2 separate regions of the Homo sapiens genome follow, and region 1 is linked to region 2. The links are chromatin loops, found by intact Hi-C in ENCODE. Cell type or tissue: Caco-2. All regions are shown on one strand. Links, peaks and the distances in the headings refer to the core of each region. The heading gives the core; the rest is flanking DNA.

Evidence for each region. A loop is a pair of places that touch in the nucleus more often than their neighbours do. Peaks named below come from ENCODE experiments on the same cell type or tissue, not always from the same donor. Only the 100,000 strongest peaks of a DNase experiment are listed, where the experiment ranks them.
Region 1: it touches region 2 in a loop (8-fold over the local background); 2 of 110 quality-filtered maps call a loop at or near these places.

The regions. Positions count from the first base shown.
Region 1 is chr10:82,807,944-82,818,374 of GRCh38, reverse strand. The region is part of intron 3 of NRG3 (neuregulin 3); the gene reads right to left. Among named protein-coding and RNA genes, the nearest start is that of NRG3-AS1, 580 kb to the right of the region's middle. RefSeq lists a silencer at 7,775-7,963. In Caco-2, for the core only: CTCF peaks have their summits at 6,336 and 6,539 (motif pointing left); a DNase peak (open chromatin) is centred at 4,404.
Region 2 is chr10:82,923,220-82,933,650 of GRCh38, reverse strand. The region is part of intron 4 of NRG3 (neuregulin 3); the gene reads right to left. Among named protein-coding and RNA genes, the nearest start is that of NRG3-AS1, 700 kb to the right of the region's middle. In Caco-2, for the core only: no CTCF peak of the experiment used is centred there; a DNase peak (open chromatin) is centred at 4,830.

The DNA of each region.
Region 1 (10,431 bases), core at 1,241-9,240, 110 kb after region 2:
CCCTCTTCCACAGCCTCCTGAAGTAGGAGACTTGCAGGGCTTGTTTCCCAAACCAAAGAGGACACTGGCCAGAACCAGCAAGTGGCACAGAAAACAACCTCTAGTTGTCCTCACTGCCCATCAGCATAAGACACTCCCACCAGTGCCATGACGGTTACAAATGCCATGGCAACGCTGCGTTACCACCCCTTCACATGGCAACACCCAGAAGTTACCACCCCATTTTCTATTGATTTCTAAATAACCCACCACCTAATCTGCATACAATTAATAGTGGGTATAAATGCAGCTAGCCAACAGCCCATGCGTGGCTACTCTCCACGCACTGCCTATGGGCTAGCCCTGCTCTGCAAGGGGCAATCACCAAGCATAAACACTGCTGCTTAAGTAAAGCTGCTTTCTTCCACCGCAGGCTTGAGTGAAGCCAAGAACCTTCCCTTCATCACACTTATTTATCATAAATTGTTCTTACACTTTGCCTAGTAACACAGCTCTGTCTTTCTAACCTGAGCAAGCTGGGTCTTCAATGGATCAGCCACATTATTCTGTGCATTCAGCAGCTACCATGTAAAAGCTGCTATACAAAAAGAAGCAAGGGAGAAAGGCTCTAATGTCTTTTCAGTAGAGAACTCCCCAGGGAAACAGACCTTTTAATGGCTGCTGAATTGAACTTCTAGTGTAATATCCTGGCAAACTTCCTTACCAAGAGTAGCTCTTTTCATCCATTTAGTCCATCTTTATTCGGTGTTTTGGGGCATACACCTTCATTCTTCATGGAGATAAGAGTCCAGGCTTACCTGAATCAAACTTGGACCAATTTGGACAAAATAACCAGGAGTAGAGGTAAGAGAAGCAAACAAAGCAAGTTTATGCAAAAAAAGAAAAAGAACCAACAAGCACAAGTGCCTGGAAACAGGCCACAGAACTCTGAGAACTGTGAGATTTATATGAAATCGCAATTTGCATTGTTCAGGCTTAAAATATAGAAAAAATCTACCATATCAGGTTTGTAGTCCTAGCTCAGGCACCATTTGGCTTTCGGTAACTTATTTAATATTGGTGGGCTTCAGTTTTCTCAGCTATTAAATGGTAATTTTGCTATTGAAATCTGTAGCTTGAGAGATTCATTGAGGTCCTGGAAGAAAGGCAGTCCAGGAACCAAAATGTTCCAAAGGCCACAATGATACAGAAGGGGCTGTTACTTGGAAAGCCATCAGTAGAATTGCTGAATTAAAGGGGAAGAGACAAATGCACAATGCAAGACTGGAAACTGGGGAAATCTTTTCAGCAGCGTGGAAAAGGCAAGATCATTTAGAATTTAAAACCAAAACTGATACAATTTCTTCTACTTCATAGATAAGTACAATTTTGTTCAGGAAAATACTTTGTTACTTTCTAGTAGAGGGGTCCTCATTTATGAAAATACCCACATATTCCTCCATACAAAGTGGAACACTCTCAGGCATGGTCTGGGAAAATGAGGACTGCAACAAAGATATTACGTGTATCTAATGTCCAGAGCTGGGTGCGGGGATGCCAGTTGCAGCAGGAGAAGCATGGCTGGGGCTGCGTGCTCTGCTGAGCCTGTGGGAGCCTGGAACAGCTGGGAGCCCCACCTCCTTCTGAGTTGGGGCTGCTGAGGGTGGCTCAGTGTGGGCCTGCAGGCCCCCTCCACTTGAACAGACTGGGCACTATGGACAACATGATTAAGGAAGTAGGAGGCAGACAGGCTCCTCTGTGGGAAGGGGTAAAGACCCACCTTCAGGTGGAATTCCAGGTGGAGTCCACGGCCAGGAGTGAGAACTTATGGTGCTTTTTCTGGGCCCACCCATGGCTGCCCATGGACCAATCAGCATGCATTTCCTCCCTTCTGAAGCCCAGGAAAACCCTGGACTCAGCTGGACTCACAGAAAGACATCAGGACAACCTGTCTGTGAAAAGTAGCTACCCACTTTGGGTCTCCTCTCTGCTGAGAGCTGGACACTCATCGGGATGACCTGCCTGCGGAAAGGAGCTACCCACTTCGGGTCTCCTGAGAGCTGTTCTGTTGCTCAATGAAGCTCCTCTTTGCCTTGATCACCCTCCAGTTGTCTGCATACCTCATTCGTCCTGGATGTGGGACAAGAACTCGGGATACGCCAAATGGCAGGACTAGAAGAGCTGTAACAAAAAACATGGCTGAAACACCTCACCTCCCACTTGCCACATTGTGGGTGACAAGAAGGAGAGAAGAGCTGTGGCCGTTCAGGGAGCCCAGACATAGGGGATCCCTAAGCCAGGGCTGTGACACCCTTTTTGGGGCTCTGTGGTTCCTGGTGTCTCCAAGCTTCTGGGCAACACCATGTTCCTCTCGTCCAGATGCAGATGCCCAATTATACCATTCAGCCATGCCACATGTACCACATGTGGTCCAGCCACAGCTTCACACAGAGCCAAAACGTGTGCTAGCGCCTGGAGCTGCCTGCCCTGCCATAGCAGCCAGCATGCCTAGCCAGTGCACAGTGGCTGGTCTCCGTGCTTGCTTGCCCACACACCCCTCACTGCTGCACCCCTGGCTCACCCTTAGCAGGTGTGGGATCCAGGCCAGTAGCATGAGCCGAGTGCAGCCTGCCAGGTGAAGTGGGCGGAATAAGCCCAGCAGGTGTGAGCAATACTTAGGCAGAAGGCACAACCGGACACAGAGGTTTCCAGCTGAAACCTCTGTGAACCTCCAGGTGAAGTGACACCTGGAGGATCCCATGACATATACACATGTTACAATGAGAATATTGAGATTTCCAGACCAAAGGGAATTTATAAGTTCATGACATCAGGAGAGGAAAAAGAAGGGTTCTAGCCACATGGGGGAAAGCAGAGAGCTCAAGAGAAAGATCAGGAAGAGAAAATTTTTGAGGAAATTTAGGTAGTAGACACAAAAAATTTAAAGAAACAAAAGTGTCAAACCTCTCATGATGTTTGTTGTAAGCTTTTAAGTGAACACCTCATACATTTCCCCAAAGCTTTGCTATTTCTTTGACAAATGGTGGGGAAATCAATGAAATGGGGCCAGGTCTCACATTTGGGCCAAAGAGTAAAGAGCAGTTGTTCCAGGTGAGATGCAAGGGAGGTCCTGAGTTTAACTGGAACAGAAAATGAAAGCAAAAAGTACCTGGACATTTTATGGAAACTCTGGAGAAGGCACAACAAACTTTCATCAGGATGCCATAGCAAATTTTAAAAAATTATTTCCTAGGATGGTATGACCAAAGCCAACCTCTTACTAACATGGGTTTTGGAAGATACTTCTTTAAACCAGGAGGACGGCGATGACCGCAATGCACACTCTCAGAGCAACAATCATGAGAACATTTTTCTAGAAGCAGATCAGCATGGTGGGTTTGGACTTTTGCTCCAGTACTGAGTAGCTCTGTGATCTCTAGAAGTCTATGCAAACTTTCTGTACTGCACTTTCCTTCTCTGTAAAATGGATACAGTCTCAGGTGGCACAACACAGAGTTGTGAGGATTAAAGGAGGCCTCTCACATAAAGTGCTTAGCAGACTACCAAACATGATAGTGTGCAAGTGTTCACTATGACTCATACAGGCTTAGTGCTGAGAATGAAGTAAGATGATATTTATAAAAGTGCTTTTTAAATTATACAGAAAATACATGTGAAATTGTTGGTTATTATAAAATGAAAATAAAAGAGTAAAATTCTGACTTCTTGGTCCTAAAACTCAAAAAATAATTCTCTCTTAGGCTTTACAGGATGAAATGTTTTCTCATGGGTCAGAAGTAGCTGTCGGCCTTTCTACTATAGAGGCATCATGGGAGGATGAGAGAATACTAAATTATTTAACACTAGGATCAAGAAATTTCCCATATCATAAACCTGGCTCCACAGGCTTCCTCATCAGTGGTAGTCTTCGGGGAGAAGCCCCATGCGGCCTCTGGGTTTTAGAATGTGCATTAGCATTTACTAGTAATGATAGTGATTAATATTATTTATAAAATTAATCCTAGGCAAATCTCTAAACACCCTGTTCTACTCTTTAATGTAAATTAATGATCATTTTATCTTTCTCCATCTCAGTTTAATTAGAATCCACAGTAGTCTATGAATTGGTATGTTTGCCAAAGTTAACTCAATAGTGTATACAAATAGTGGTCAATGAAAAGACCTGTTTGGAAAGCTACATGCTGACATAATTGAAAACCACTTGGTTATGAGTCATAGAGCTTGGGAGGAAATGCTTTCATCTGCTGCAATTCAATTATACTACAAATTACATCAAAGGAGATCCTGATAAAGCCTGCAAAGATAATGGTGAACAATGATTAGCAATGAAAAGAAGAGCATTCCTGGGAGTGAACCGTGCCACCTGCACAGAGTACGAGTAACTTCTAAGTAGCAGCCCTGATGCTCTATGAATCTGGGACTGAGGAGTCACGCGCCAGGCCAGCTGCTGTTTCCCATAGTCCTCTCAAGACCTGTGTGTACACACGTTCCAAGTCATGCTTCAGACACAGCTTTGGGCCCTCAGTTACTTTAAAAATTAAAATTGGGTTTGGAAAGATCGCTTCAATATACAATCTCTAAATTTGATTTGTCAATGATTTTTATGGTCTCCACCACAAAATTCTGAAACGTGATCAGATCTAGGAGTTAAGAGAATGAATATAAATGAGACTGTGTTACAAAAGACAGCCCGTTTAATTAATAAGCATTTTCTGAGCATATTGTTGATAATACAAATAAAGGTGTAAAAGTGTAAATAAAGATCTTTGTTCTCAAGATTACCATGCTCTCGAGGAAGTCTCATATGGAAGCAACTACAATGTTATAATGCAATATACTAAGACTTATTTAAAAAGGTACAGGCTGGGCACGGTGGCTCACATCTGTAATCCCACCACTTTGGGAGGCTGAGGCGGGTGGATCACTTGAGGTCAGGAGTTTGAGACCAGCTTGGCCAACATGGTGAAACCTCATTTCTATTAAAAATACAAAAATTAGCCAGGTGTGGTGGTGGATGCCTGTAATCCCAGCTACTCAGGAGGCTGAGGCAGGAGAATCACTTGAGCCTGGGAGGAAGAGGTTGCAGTGAGCTAAGATTTTGCCACTATACTCCAGCCTGGGCAACAGAGCAAGACCCTGTCTCAAAAAAAAAAAAAAAAAAAAGAGAAACAGAGGGTATGAATAATGATGAATAATGTACTTTGTGTTTTTTTTACTTTAACTTGATTAACTCATCAAAACACTCATACATTTCAGATCTAGGACATGCTGTGGTCTGCCATGAGTGATATGAGCACAGGTTTCAAAGATTGATACCTGCTGATAAATTTCTTGAGTTATTGCATGACTGAAAATGTCTTTCTGTTGCTATTACATTTAAGGACAACATGTCAAGATGTAAAATCTTGGTTCACATTTGATTTTTCTAACACTTTTATAGATGTTTCTTTTTGCTTTCTGGTTTTGACTATTGCAGAGGAGAAATTCAAATTTTGTCTGGTTATCTTCTTTGAAATAAACATATTTTTTGTACTATGTAGAATAAAACATCTAACTTTTGCTTTGCAGTTTCAAAACTTATCAGAAAATGTCTACATGTTAGTTTCTACTGAGTAATTTTATTTGAGTGTGATAAGCCAGGTTTCTCAATATTTCTATGGTCCTGAGTTTTGTTTCATTCATAACTCTTATGCTAATTTTTATCTCCTGAGAGGTTGCTTTTGCATCCTGAGTGTGCTTTTTAAATTCATTTTTTGTTTTATTGATGTGGTTTTTAGCAGTGTTGATTCTACATTTTCCATATACAATAAAGATCTTATTTTTATTTCACCCACATTTTACTATAATTATGTCAGTTTAATAGAAGCAGTATTATTTTTTATCTCACCTAGGATTAAATGAAAAATAACTAGGCTTAACATTTTATTTTGCTTCATGTCAAAATGTAAATTTCAAAGTAGACTTTTTGTTCTTGAGCCGAAGAACCTTCATTGGTTGGTTGGTTCTAGTAATTTGCCTCAAAGAAAAACAAAACAAAAAAGCAAAACAAACCACATATCTTTAAATTTGGGTTGTTAATTTTCAGCATTTTGACCAGAAATCTAGGTGCCTTGCTTCTCAAAGGATGATTCAGGGACTAGGAATATCAGCATCAACTGAGAGGAGACTGGGAGAAATAGAGGATCTTAGATTCCCACACAGACATAGCGAACTGGAACCTACATTTCAACAAGATCTCCACATAATTATATACATATTAACATTTGAGAAACCCTGGTCTAGAAGAGCCATGTATTTGGTTGTTGGGAGTCATTTAACTCAGCTGAGCTATCAGGCTTCATACCAACACTGAAGCCAGCTGACATCTCTTTAAGTTTCTGTCTCTAAAGTGTGGCTTGAAGACAACATGCTTGCCAAGCTCTGGTGTGACCAAAGATTGTAGGATCCAGTCTACAAGGTGTTTTACATGTTTATTCAGTCAACTATCATGGTTTCTTCCCTGAAGTATGGATTAAGACAGACTGGGCAATCCAACTCTGAAAATTTCAAAGCCTGCCCCCTGGAGGACTGCTGGTGAATGCAGCTCCATGGCAGGGAAGGAAAGCAATTGAACAGGAAGAGCTTGCCTCAGTCCAGGCAGGTGTTGAAATACGGGCCTATTAATGTTCACAGTTTTATTTTGCTTTATCTCTAAGGATCTAATTAATTTAGAGATCATTGCTTTTACTGTCAATGTGGAATAAAGATGATGAATGGACTAACCTCGGCATGTGCAGCCCAAATTGGTGTATTCCCAATGGTTCCTACTGCCTGTCACCTTTACTTTTCACCTGTTCCACAAGTGTTACAATAGAATCTAATAGGAAGGTAGCTCTAAGCCAAATGGGTCACTGATATCTCCCCAGAATTTCACCATTGCAGGAGAAACAAAAGCTGGTTAAAATTCCAAAAACTTTAGAAGGTCGCCACAAGCCTCCCTTTCTAAAAAGGGAACGCACATCATTGACATACAAGTTCTTTCTGCCCTTTTGTTTATTCAACGAATATTTAATGGATACAGAAGTAGGCTCTGGTGATATGGCAGTGAACAAACAGGTGAAGCTTCTTCCTTCATAGAGTTTGTTATCTAGTGAAAATATAAACATTACAAAACAAATCATGTGAAGATGGTTATAAGTCATATGAAGCAATACATATCATGGTAAAGAGCTAGGCAGGCATTCATTGCCAGGCGTTTGTATGTATATATGCTTGGGAGACAGATATGGCTATTTTGCAAAGGAGGCTCAAAGGAGCCCCCAGTGAAAAAGTGAATTTCAGTGGAGATTTGAAGGAAGTGAAGGAAGGGGCCCTGCAAATGACTAAAGGAAGAACACTGCAAGTAAAGGACACACAAGGACACCTCTCCATAGTAGGGCAGTAGTATATTTTATTCTGAAAATTCATAAGAATTTAAAGAGAAAAATGTATGACATACCCATTAAAATTAGATAACAAATCCTGTTTTTAGTGGCTTTTAAGTATTAATATCTTGTATGTCTCCCTATTCTTCCTATTACCAGCGACCTAGTTCACACCCTCAGCATCACTGGCTTGGACTATTGCAGTCGCTTCTTCTTTTTTTTTTTTTTTTTTTTAGGCTGGAGTGCAGTGGTGCGATCTTGGCTCACCACAACTTCCGTCTCCCGGGTTCAAGTGATTCTCCTGCCTCCGCCTCCCGAGTTGCTGGGATTACAGGCACCCACCAGCACGCCTGGCTAATTTTTGTATTTTTAGTAGAGACGGGGTTTCACCACGTTGGCCAGGCTGGTCTCAAACTCCTGACATCAGGTGATCCACCTGCCTCGGCCTCCCAAAGTGCTGGGATTACAGGCGTGAGCCACAGTGCCTGGCCTTCAGTCACTTCTTTACTGATCTGTTTGTCTTTAGTCACATACTAATCCAGTCCATTTTAAGCAAAAATGAACCTAGTGCAACATCTCAGCCTAAAACTCTTCAAAAACATTCACATAGAAAAAAACAGCATTGGAGATCCACTGCTAAATCATTCACAACTGTCAATCCCAAATGGATTTTATACTTAAGTATAAAAACCAGATCTTTAAAACTTTTCAAAGGAAATAGACCAATACATATCCATAACCTTAGGGTAGGGCTACTTTTAAACAAGACATGAAGCACACAAAGAATTAGGATGGGCTGATATCTTTAACTGTACTACAATTAAGAACCTCTGCCTGTCAAAATCATAGGGCAAGCCATAAACTGGGAGGTAATTTACAAGACACATAATTGCCAAAGGAATTAGTATCCAGAATATGTAAAAAATACCTATCCTATATATATCAATAAGAAAAAGCAACTTTCAAATCAGGAGTTGGCTTTCACAAGAGCAGAAATATAAAAATCAACAAGTTATAAGAAAAAAAAAAACCTGTGTAGAAATTGGATTATTGAAATGCCTTTACAACCCAGTAGATTATCTTAAATTTAAAAAAAATAATGAAGTTTTATTGACAAGGTCATGGAAAGCAGATTGTGAGAATGGGGGTGTAAATCACTGAAAAAAACCTGGAAAACTACTTAGGATTATCTCTTGCAGAATTAAAGATGAATATTTCTTACATAAAAATTCTCTAGTGTCATTGATAGTAAAGCAAAAATCTAGAAACAAGAAATGAGGTTGAAACACAAATGAACCCTGAAAGTAAATTCTCTACAGCCACGTTAACAGGGACAAATCTCACAAACATAAGGTTGAATTTCTTAAAAATCACCAAAATATACATTATGTGTTAAAACTATTTAAATACGTTTCTGTATGATAAGATATAATATATTATGGGGACATAGTTACAAACTTAGGAATGCTAAGGAAGATAATTTACATCTCAGAGGAGCACAGGACTTGTCTCAATGGTGTTATTATGTTCACATTTTTTAAATGGGGTACATGGGAATACTAATGTTGTTTTTTTCACATTTTATAAATATAATATATATTTTTTGTATAAATGATATATTTTATGATTATAAAGAAGAAGAATGAGTGTTGAAAACAGTGGATCTTTGGTTCAAATCCCATATCTTCTACTTTGTTTAATATGCCCTGAGACTCATCATTTTTTTTCTCCTTTACATACACAACTGAATTGCATACACAGTCACTAGCACAATCATTGGCAAATGGCGAGTACTAAATATATATTGGATAATATGGGATGGGGCTCTTTAATGGCTTCTCATGGCTGTTCCCTTCTTTGCATGGTGCATGTGTTGTCTTGAACTGGCCTTGACCCTCTTGTCCAACTTCATATCCCACCATCGCCTCCTCTCAGTCACTGCTACAGCATATGCCAGCATTCCTCATTTCTTTGCCTTCAGTACTAAACCCATTGATCTGCCATTATTCCTCAAGGCTCAAGCCAAATAGCACCTCTACTGTGAACAGACAACACTGTAGCACTGACCCCAATACATGTAATTCATGCAATTTTAGTAAAAATTCACGTAATTTTAGTGTTTATATGTGGGTTTAATCATAATATTATGGCAGGAGCCATATATTGTTTTATCATCTTATCCCAGGACAGGTGAAAAAACAATAAATAAGTAGCTGTATAAGGAATAAATTCATAATTTTGAGATTACTTTAGTTGTCTAAATTCCGGGTTTGATTTAAAACATGAAGCATGGGTAATTCTATTAATCATAAATAGGTAAAAGTTTTGTCATTGCAGAAAAAGCTAATGAAGTATTTCTAAAAAATAACAGTTTAATTGGAGAGATTTTTTTCATTCTAAGGCTATCTAAAAAAGTTAATCACATATATAATCATCTATGAAAGATCTCACACATTTATATTATCATAAAAATATCTCAAAATTAAAAGAAAAATGTGTGTGTTTAATTACATAATGTCACTGATCACCAAAAATTATAAGTAATTTGTAATAGTAAAATGAAATGAGTCGACTCCTTTATTGAATTTAAATGAATTTGAATATTTATTTTCTGGAACATTTAGTAAAATGATCTCAATGTATCATTCAGATTTAACTGTGTGATACACAGTGTAAGTAGAAACTGTATTTATAAGCTATAAACAAAATGAAAGGAGAAACTCTAAGGTGCTTATTCAAAATAGCGACTTGACTACTGTGCTTTTTTTTTTTTACTACGTGTGTAGAAATTATGTTTGAGGGGCATTTATGAGAGCAATTATTCAAGATACATGAAAAATGAGATGAAAATAAGTGAAGAACCTACGAATTAACCATAAATGTTCCTCATTCACAACACAGAAAGGGTAACACCAGATACATCTACCCCCTTACGATAATGGGAGTCAATTTATTGGAGAAAATTTTTGCAGTTATTGAGAAAGATGAAGAAGGAAAGAAATTGTCTGTGAGAGGAGACTATTTAGGT
Region 2 (10,431 bases), core at 1,615-9,614:
TACATTTATTGGGTTCCCTGATGCATCTGACATTAGAAACTGTTCTAGGATTATACTTTGGCTATAAAGACGAATGAGGCACAATTACACAACTTCTGCAATCTAGCTGGCGAATGGACACAAAATAAATAGGAAATAGTGTGGTAGGTGTTAATGAACTACGAGCAAATTGGAATTCAAATATAATGGGGTAGGATAGAGGATAATTTGCCCATACCTGAGACTTGGGAAGTGACAAAGAAGGCCTCAGAGAAGACATTAGGAACAGTTGCCTGAGTGGTTGTGCAGCAGAGGTACAACCATACTTCTTTCTACTTGTGACAATGACTTAGGGCAATGTAAGAAACCCAGCTTATGCCACATGCTTACTTCCCAAGATCCAGATGCAAATAAATAAATAAATAAATAAATAAAAGCCACAGTCCTACTCACTCTGTCAACACAAGTTGACTGTCGGATGAGATTCCCAGGAACTGGAGAGAAATGCCTCTACTGCTGCCTGGACTACAGGGTTGTGAAGGCTCCTATGCTGCTCAGCTTTCAAGGAGCTCAAAATCTGAGAAAATTTGCTGCTTCCATATGTGAGTTAGCTAAGAATCTTTTTTCACTTGAATCATGACTCATTTAAAGATTTCTGGAAGAAGAATAAAGAGGGAGAGAAGAAGGGAAAGAAGAGAAGAGAAGAAAGGCGAGTGAAGAACAGATTGGAAAAGGAGAGTTAGAAAGGAAGGGAGAAGATAAGACTGGATATCAAGGGGAAAGGAGGAGAAGGGAGAGGAGGAAGAAACCGTCATTTACTGCCTGTGTGTCTTCATCCTGGATCACCCTATTTGCTGATGACCACAAGGTCTCTGACGAGTGACCTTCCTCCTCTTTAGAAGATTGAAATGTAACAGAGCTGCACTTCTCTCATTTAGAGAATGTGATTTGTTCAGTTTGTGTAAAAAGCCATGCAGGGCAGGGATCTCAGGGAGTGCCAGACGCTCCACTGTGAGCTTGCAGGAGAGAAGCAGTCAGTGTTTCCGGAATCATCTGATCCTGCTGAGTTGGATGCTGGCCACAGAGAGCCCCAGTCAGAGGTGGAAAGATCCAACATGTTCTTTATGCCATCCACATACACTACTAGCTCAGGGTGGTGGCAAACCCAGCTATCAAGTCTGCATACTCAAATTGGTACCTTACCAATGCCCAAATTAAGAGAACATTCAATTAAAGAGCCCAATAACTTCTAGCATAACATTATGACATCCGAACAATTGTTAACATATCTTGCTTGAATTTATGGAAAGAATAAAAACAGGTGACATCTCAATCACCCTAAATTGAATTTACTCAATTTGTATTGTTGCTGTTAGAGACATTAATGAAGGTGAGGGTAATGTGAACTATGGTGTGTAGCGGTGAGGTCAGAATTGCAAAGTAAGAAGGCTGTCCTACGGAATCCTAAATTTCAAACAGCCGCCATAGAGAGGAAAACAAAGTACTGGCCACAGAATGAAACCTGTCGGAAAGCAGGTGAAGGAATGGAGAGAAGGAGATGGAACTTGGAGTGCTGCTGCAGAAGATTTGGGGATGCTGCACAAGATCCCTGTGGTCCTTCCCATGGGCAGGTGGGAGCTAAGACTGTAAACTGTTCAAGGCAAATATCCAGGGATGATCCTATAGGCCAGATAAGGTAGAAGAATTTTATCTTCATTTCACAAATGAAGAAACAAAAGCTCAAAGAGGCTAAACGATGTATGAGGAAAATACCTGGGACTCAAACACATGCTGTAACTCCAGATTGCCATAAATGTTTGCTCTTTTCCTAATCTTTTCCCCACACCTGAGGAAGCTGAAAGGGATATCATTCATCCTCCCTCTTGCACTCAGACGGCAGACTGCAGGAGACTCCCGTGCAAACCAAAACTGAGCAAAACTAGAAACATAAACACAGAAAGTGTTTTATTAAAAAACAACAACAAAGCAAAACAAAAAAGCCCTAACAATAACCTTGGCCCTCAAGGACCTCAAAATCCAATAGAAGAGTCAATGAAGGTTTCAAAATGCAATGAACGAAGTTTCAGGAGAGAAATGAAAACTAGAAGGAGAAGTGAGGATATAGGAATTTCCACTATTGAATATTTAATAATTCTGTGGCAGGTACTCTGAGGAACATATAATTAACTTCTTTGTGCTCTTTTCTGAGGTCTGAAGATCCCAAGACAGCTTCCCAAGGTTATATACTCAGAAGGTGAAAGGTAGAGGCAAGATTCCAACCCAAATTGTGTCTGGCTCCAAAGTTCAAGCATGTCTTGCTTCATTACCTCCTTCATTAACATTTATTTAACCTTGAAGTCAGATGGAAAGTATCTCAAAAATAAATTTATTTTATCAATAAAGGATGGATGAATATGTAAATAAAGTTGGTAAGCTTTCTATTCCTGCTGATGGAGTAAATGGGTGATATGAAGGAAATTGGATCGGGCATGGCTCCCAAATTTCTAGTATAGACAAAAATTGGATAGTATTGGTACTGCAAGAGGGAGCAGAACAAAGCAGTTAGTGGAGGGGATGTGTGCAGTGGCTGCTTGTCCTTCATGCCCTGGGCCTGTCTTAACCTGTGAGTCTTTCTTTTTGCCATCGCCTCCTATACTCTGCTCCAGGCTCCTGTCAGTGCATCCTGCTGTCACTTCCAAATGACAGTACATTTTGTTCCTTCTGCCTGGAAAGGCCTCCCTGCTTCTCTCAATCCATCCACCAAACTATAAGCATGTCATTTAGACCTAAGATTTTCATGAAGAGGAAGTTTTCTGTCATCCCCCACCACCCACCACGAGTCCCATAGATGGGGTTCCCAGTATGAGCTTCTAGGAAAGCCAGTGAAAGTAACCTCCATTGGATCAAGTGTCACCTTGTGTTGCAATCACTCCACTCATTTTTTATCTTCACTTTGATCTGCAAGCACCTTGGCAGTTTTGCTGACTGTTTTGTTCCTATACCCTAAAAGAAAATATGGAAAAAACTATATAACATAAATGCACCCAGACTGAACTCTAAACTGGCACACACAATAGAGACATCTAAGAAATTAAGACCATGTGTTCCTGAACATCCAGACAATATACACAATCAAGTATCTTGGGGACCCAGTTAAGGCATATTATCCACCCTATTGCTGGGTTTGTTCACATCCGAAAAGGCACTCAAAAGTCATTAGACTGAGATCCCCTTGCAATTCTCAGTATCTCTGAAGTTTATCGTTATCCCTGAAGTGTCTCTGAAGACAGATAGTCCTGTTTATAAATTCTATTAATTAAATATCCCTTCTTAAATTCCACCACTATGCTAACCATAGTAGGTACGTCATAGCATAACATATTCTATGTCACAAATATTACCAGCTACACTGCAAATAAATTGCCACACAAGGGGAAACTGTGAATAAAAAACTGGTGTGCAGGTTCTAACAACAGTACTGAGGACATCTAAAGGACACTCCCATCTCTCTTCTTTCTTTTAATGCCTCGTGCTACTCACACATGTTATTACCTTGAGAAAAAGTTCACAAAGTGACACTCCTGGATGAACCCAACAATTATGAACGATCTAAAGCCACAGGGAAGCTCATGTACCTAAGGAAGAAATGGGCAGATATTCTGGATGCTCTATTGCCACTACAAGTTTAGGCAACCCAGCAGGGGGGTCTGCGAGAACTAAAAGCCCATCAAAATCCCTCTTTGTGTTGTATATTATAAAGATTCATTTTTTTTCTTTTTCCTTTTTTTTTTTTTTTGAGATGGAGTCTCGGTCTGTCTCCCAGGCTGGAGTGCAGTGGCACAATCTCGGCTCACTGCAACCTCTGCCTCCCACCTTCAAGCAATTCTCCTGCCTCAGCCACCATAGCTGTGATTACAGGTGCCAACCACCATGCCTGGCTAATTTTTGTATTTTTAGTAGACATGGGGTTTCACCACATTGGCTGGTATTGAACTCCTGACCTCAAGTGATCCTCTTGCCTCGGCCTCCCAAAGTGCTGGGATTACAGGGGTGAGCCACTGCACATTTCTGTTGGAATCAAATGCTACACTGATCAAGTGAACAAGTAGAAACCATCAGTCACCAAGGAAGACAAACTTGTTAAGAAAGAACAATTGCTGGAAGACTTAGTAGCTCATAGTTGGAATAAAATTTAACCAGTAAACACGTCCGCAGGCACTGTTTGCAGATCCTCTGCTCGGAAAGATAAATCTTATACCTGGGGATTGTTTTAAAATTTGCTTTCTGAAAGGTAAAACGGTACTTGCATCCCTTAGGACATAGAAATGACAGCCTAGTTTTAGATAGAGTGGCTCAAAGCACAACTTCATTTTAGGAGAGAACAACAGAGTTAAGACAGTTGTCAAAGCAGAAGATATTTCATGTTTCATACCATTCCTCCACCCCTACCATTAGCATGTGAGCATCTTACAGGGTTGGCAGAAGAGGACATTATAATTCGGATTCAGCAAATGTCTGTACCTAAGCAGATATGTGTGCTTTGTGTGATGAGAGTGCCATTCTCACCATTTCTAGGATAAAACGATCCATTTTAGAATACTAGAAATTTCTCCCAAATGCATGCATTTGTTGATGATTCTGAGACATTGGTTCTCCTATAGATAGTTCATGTTTTTCCTCCACTTAACAGACCATGAGTGTCTTGACAACAGTGGGACTCCCATGCAATTCGGTGAAATCCAGCCTTCTCAGATTAGTGAGCTATGCAATATAGGCAACAAAGGAACACAGATGTACAAAATGGGTATGGAGTGTGAGGGGGTGTGAGCACAGCATGGGTACACATGCACTGGGAAAGATCAGGCTCCACAGATTACAGCCCAGGGGCCAAACACAGCTGCTTTTGTAAATAAAGTTTTATTGGAGTACAGCCACATCTATTTGTTTGTATTGTCTATGGTTGCTTTTGTACTACAATAGCAGACTTGAGTAAAAGTCAACAAAGCCTAGATATTTACTCTTTGAACAAGTTTGAGATTTACTTTTAAAAAAAAAAAAACCTGCTGATCCCTGAAATAGATAAAAATAAATGGTGTTGGGAGAACTGGCTAGCCATATGCAGAAAAACTGAAACTGGACCCCTTCATTACACCTTATACAAAAATTAACTCAAGATGGATTAAAGACTTAAACTTAAGACCTAAAACTATAAAAACCCTAGAAGAAAACCTAGGCAATACCATCCAGGACATAGGCATGGGCAAAGACTTCATGACTAAAACACCAAAAGCAATGGCAGCAAAAGCCAAAATTGACAAATGGGATCTAACTAAACTAAAGAGCTTCTGCACAGCAAAATAAACTATCATCAGAGTGAACAGGCAACCTATAGAATGGGAAAAAATTTTTGCAATCTATCCATCTGACAAAGCACTAATATGCAGAATCTACAAATAACTTAAACAAATTTACAAGAAAAAAAAACCCATCAAAAAGTAGGCAAAGGATATGAACAGACACTCCTCAACAGAAGACATTTATATAGCCAGCAAACATATGAAAAAAAGCTCATCATCACTGGTCATTAGAGAAATGCAAATCAAAACTGCAATGAGATACAATCTCATACCAGTTAGAATGGCAATCATTAAAAAGTTAGGAAACAACAGATGCTGGAGAGGATATGGAGACACAGGAATGCTTTTACACTGTTGGTGGGAGTATAAATTAGTTCAACCATTGTGGATGACAGTGTGGTGATTCCTCAAGGATCTAGAAACAGAAATACCATTTGACCCAACCATCCCAGTACTGGGTATATAGCCAAAGGATTATAAATCACTCTACTATAAAGACACACGCACACGTATGTTTATTGCAGCACTGTTCACAATAGCAAAGACTTGGAACAAACCCAAATGCTCATCAATGATAGACTGCATAAAGAAAATGTGGCACATATACACTGTGGAATACTATGCAGCCATATGAAAGGATGAGTTCATGTCCTTTGCAGGGACATGGATGAAGCTGGAAACCATCATTCTCAGCAAACTAATACAGGAACAGAAAACCAAACAGCACATGCTCTCACTCATAAGTGGGAGTTGAACAATGAGAACACATGGACACAGGAAGGGGAACATCACACACCAGGGCCTGTCAGGGGGTGGGGGCCAGGGGAGGGATAGCATTAGGAGAAATAATGATGACAGGTTGATAGGTGCAGCAAACCACCATAGCCCGTGTATACCTATGTAACAAACCTGCATGTTCTACACATGTATCCCAGAACTTAAAGTAAAATAAAAAAATACATTCCATAAATAAAAATTATTTTGTCAGGGGATGTATAATAAAAATTTAAATAATGTCTCAAACTAATTTTTAAGTATTTTTTTGAATTGCCACAAGAATAATGTTAGTTCCTTTATTGTGCTGGGTAAATAAAGAGACTGTCAGGCTATGGAAGCCACCACCCTTCAGCACCAGCAAGGAGACAAGGCCTCTGCGGCACCTATGATTAGAGCTCTGTGCTGGGGATTCAACTTCTAAAGCCTTGCAGTCCGTGTTGGGGGTCCCTGAGCAAGGACAGATGGGCAGTCCTTTGAGCACTTCAGGTGGAAAAGCTCTGCTCAAGTAGTGATGGTGCTGAGGAACTGAGCCAGGGAGAGCCCTTCCCAGAAAACTAAACTGGAGACCAGAAGGATAACAAAGGTCAGTTAGAATTGGGGGAATGACCCAAAGATAAAGAAAATAAAGACAAAGAGACACAGTGCAGTTGAGACATGTTCAATGGATGTCCAATCCAAAGGCAGATCTACTGAGGATTATTCACATTTCAGGAGACAAGAACTGTTTTTATTCTGCTAGAATCACACTTTAATATTGCCACAGACTCTGTGAGAGAGGCCAGGCCTCAAAGTTAGAAACTTGTTAATTTTAATTACTTATTTTGCTCTTATTGCATTAATCAATGTCCCTGAATTTTGTTTTGTTTGTTGTAATCAAATGAGCTTAACACACAGAGAATGAAATGGGAAGAAATTTCTGTCAGGAAGTAATTACCCGGCATTACAAATTGTATTCAGGACAAGATGGCTCACCCAGAGAGATATAAAGGAAAATGGAATGACTTAAGGATGTGATAGATACTTCTTGGATGCTCAAGTGACTATCACTTTTTAGAAAGTTTTTATTTATTTGGTCACCAGAATATTCCCTAAGATAATTGGAGCTTGTAGTCCTCAGCTATAAAGCTAAGTGGTGGAACTTCATCACAATATAGCACAGTTGTCCCTGGATATGCTTGGGGATTGATTCCAGGATCCCCTGTAGATACCAAACTTGAAGGCTACTAAAGTCTCTTATACAACAAGGTGTGTTATTTGCCTATAGCCTACACATATCCTCCTATATACTTTCAATCATTCCTGAATTACTTATAATACCTAATACAATGCCTACACATCACTTCATTAGCGTGGATTTGATATATTTGGCATATGGCAAATTCAAGTTTCGTTTTTTGGAACTTGGTGGAGTTTTCTTTTCCAAATATTTTCTATCCATAGTTGGTTGAATCCATGGATGCAGAACCCATGGATATGGAGGACCAACTGTACTTTGGAGCCAATACTGTGCTTGAAATGAGGTGGATAAATGGCTTTTAGCTAAACCTTTAAAACAATCTCTCCCTGAATGATCTGCCTGACTGCTCAAATCCCCTAAAATGCATGGCAGCCTGCCCTGCTTGCCTTGCCATCGCTAGTTGCATTAGCCTGGGCAGGCTGCAAAAGGGGGTGTAGGGCAAGCCTCTCTCTGGGAAAGACTAAGGCAATAGGTCATCTTTCCAGTTTAAGCTGCTAGTTCTACACACATGGAGTTGCAGATATATGTATTCTCACTGCTCTGACCAAGCAAAGAAAGAGTGACTTTTCATAATGACTCACAGGCTATAAATAACTGTACCTACCTCTCTCTGTCATCATCTATGTATAAACCCTACGTAGATTGATTAAAAAATAATAACCCTTGGCAAAGGAGTCTTCCAGTTTTTCTGCTACTGGGAATTAAGAAGACAGGAGTAGCATTAAAGCATGCTTGTCCCTATTCTGCGAGGCCATGCCTCTGTGAAAAGGCCTCACAGACAACAACAATAGCAATGACAACTACAACATGAATATTTATGGAGCACTTAAAATACAAAGCTCTTTATAGGTGCAAAGTCATTTAGTCCTTTCAACAGTGCTGGGACCATTATTAACCCCAGTTGCACTTGAGAAGATTAGGGCACAGAGAAACTAAAGTATAAGTTCAAGTTCAAGAAAAAGTAAATGGTCACAGGCAGTCTGGCTCCAGAGGCCATGCTTTCAACCACCACATGTCATTGTTGCATAGCTAGAAAAGAAACACTGTCTTCCTGTACTTCTGTAACAGAAAATCAAACCAATAGTGTTGGAGAGGGGATGTGGTAGAGTAAAAAAGGCCATCCTCCTTGGAGTCAGTTTAAAGACCAATTCTAATTTGTACTAAGTAAACTAACTTTGAGGAATTCTTTGTCTTCCCCTAGTCTCAGGGCCCTCATCTGTAAAATGGGGGTGCTTATGTCTTCTGTACAGGGTTTTCGTGGCATAAAAATATGATGGATACAAAGTTTTCAGCATTGTGTCTGGCATGTGATGAGTAATCACTCCAAAAAGTCATGCTTTTCTTCTTTCTTCCTGCTCTGGTGATCTGGAAAGTATCAAGTCTCTTTTATCCCTATAATTATAGGAGACTTTTACTCTTATGTAACATGGAAAAAGCAATTACATGGATTGGCTGAACTGCTAAACAGCCAAGAATCTTCTTTTGAAAAGCTGGGGTGTCCATGATATCAAAGAACAGCTTGTACCCATCAAAATGCAGAGGATCATTGTCATGAAGCTTACTCCTACCTTCCAAGCTGCTGTGAGTTACAGTGAAGAAGCTTGAAATATGTAAAATCTTAATTACACTACCAGGTAGCTTTGAATGCTACTGGTCTAGAAGAAGGAAGGGATATTCTATGCTGTGTCAACCTACAATCTTTAAAAGCTTTTTTTTTTTTTTAATGTGAGATATTTGATTTCAGTACATAGAAGACTTCGAAAATCAGATATGGGCAAAACCAAACAGATAATATCATTGGAATGTGTCTGATTTGCTTCCTCTTCTGCCTTATGGTAGACCCACTGAATCCCAACTTCCTACCCCTTCCTCATTACCACCGCACAAACTGATGAGCCAATTCTGATCATGGCTTGGGAATGAATTATAATGGGGTTTGTAGAGAGGCACAGGGTAGTGGAGCATTTAGGGATACTTAGGCGATTGATTCATTGAACATCAAGTCCGCATAGTAATAGTTCGGTTCTGGTCTTGGGCTCTGCCTCTGAGGTCTCAGTGACAAACTCCCAATGCTCCTTTTGGGTTCTGGAAACCTAGGTCCCTGCCTTGACATTTGTTTAGTGCTTTCTGCCTTCTAGTGGAAAGAAACTGGAATCTTGCCAACAATTTTCTCTCACCATCTCTTTCTACCTTTTTTTTTTTTTTTTTTTTTTTGAGACAGTCTCGCTATGTTGCCCAGGCTGGAGTACACTGGCATGATCTCGGCTCACTGCCTCCTGGCTTCAAGCAATTCTCGTGTCTCAGCCTCCTGAGTAGCTGGGATGACAGGTGCCTGCCACCATGCCCAGCTAATTTTTGTATTTTTTAGTAGAGATGGGGTTTCACCATGTTGGCCAGGCTGGTCTTGAACTCCTAACCTCAAGCAACCCGCCCACCTGACCTCTGTGCCCGGCCCTCTCTCTACCTTTAACAAGTGCACATATGCGTGCACACACACACACAGGTAGAAGGAGGAGGGGGGAAAGGAGAGAGATCTTAATGTTCCACGATTTTTTGTCTTTTAAGGCCTGTTTTAACCTACTTAAACAAGAAAAAAAAAGCTTTCCTAATGCTAATTGCCTGATGTTCTGGTTATACAAATATTTCCATTTCTTTCTCTCCTGTTTTTAATACATACATTTGTATATTTACCAAATCATTTATTTATTCATGCATTAATAATTCAGGTATTTACAATTATTGATTGAGCAACACTATGTTGTCAGGTATCAAGTCAGGCATTAGAGGTAACTCTAACATGAACAGACATACTTCTTGCTCTCGCAGATTTTTCCAAGCTAGTAGAGGGTGGAGACAATGTACTGAGTGCAATGTGGGAACCTATAATAAGTACATAATCCAGGCTTTGGAGACAGGATTTGGAAGGCAGGGAAAGATATTTGTAAGAGGTAATACCTCTGATGATCCTGAAAGGAGAGTAGAGATTAGGTGGAGGATGAAAGATGAAAGCTTAGTTGGTAAGTGGAGAGAGGAACAGTAGGATGTTTCAGACACAGCAAACAGCATCTGTAGAACCCACAG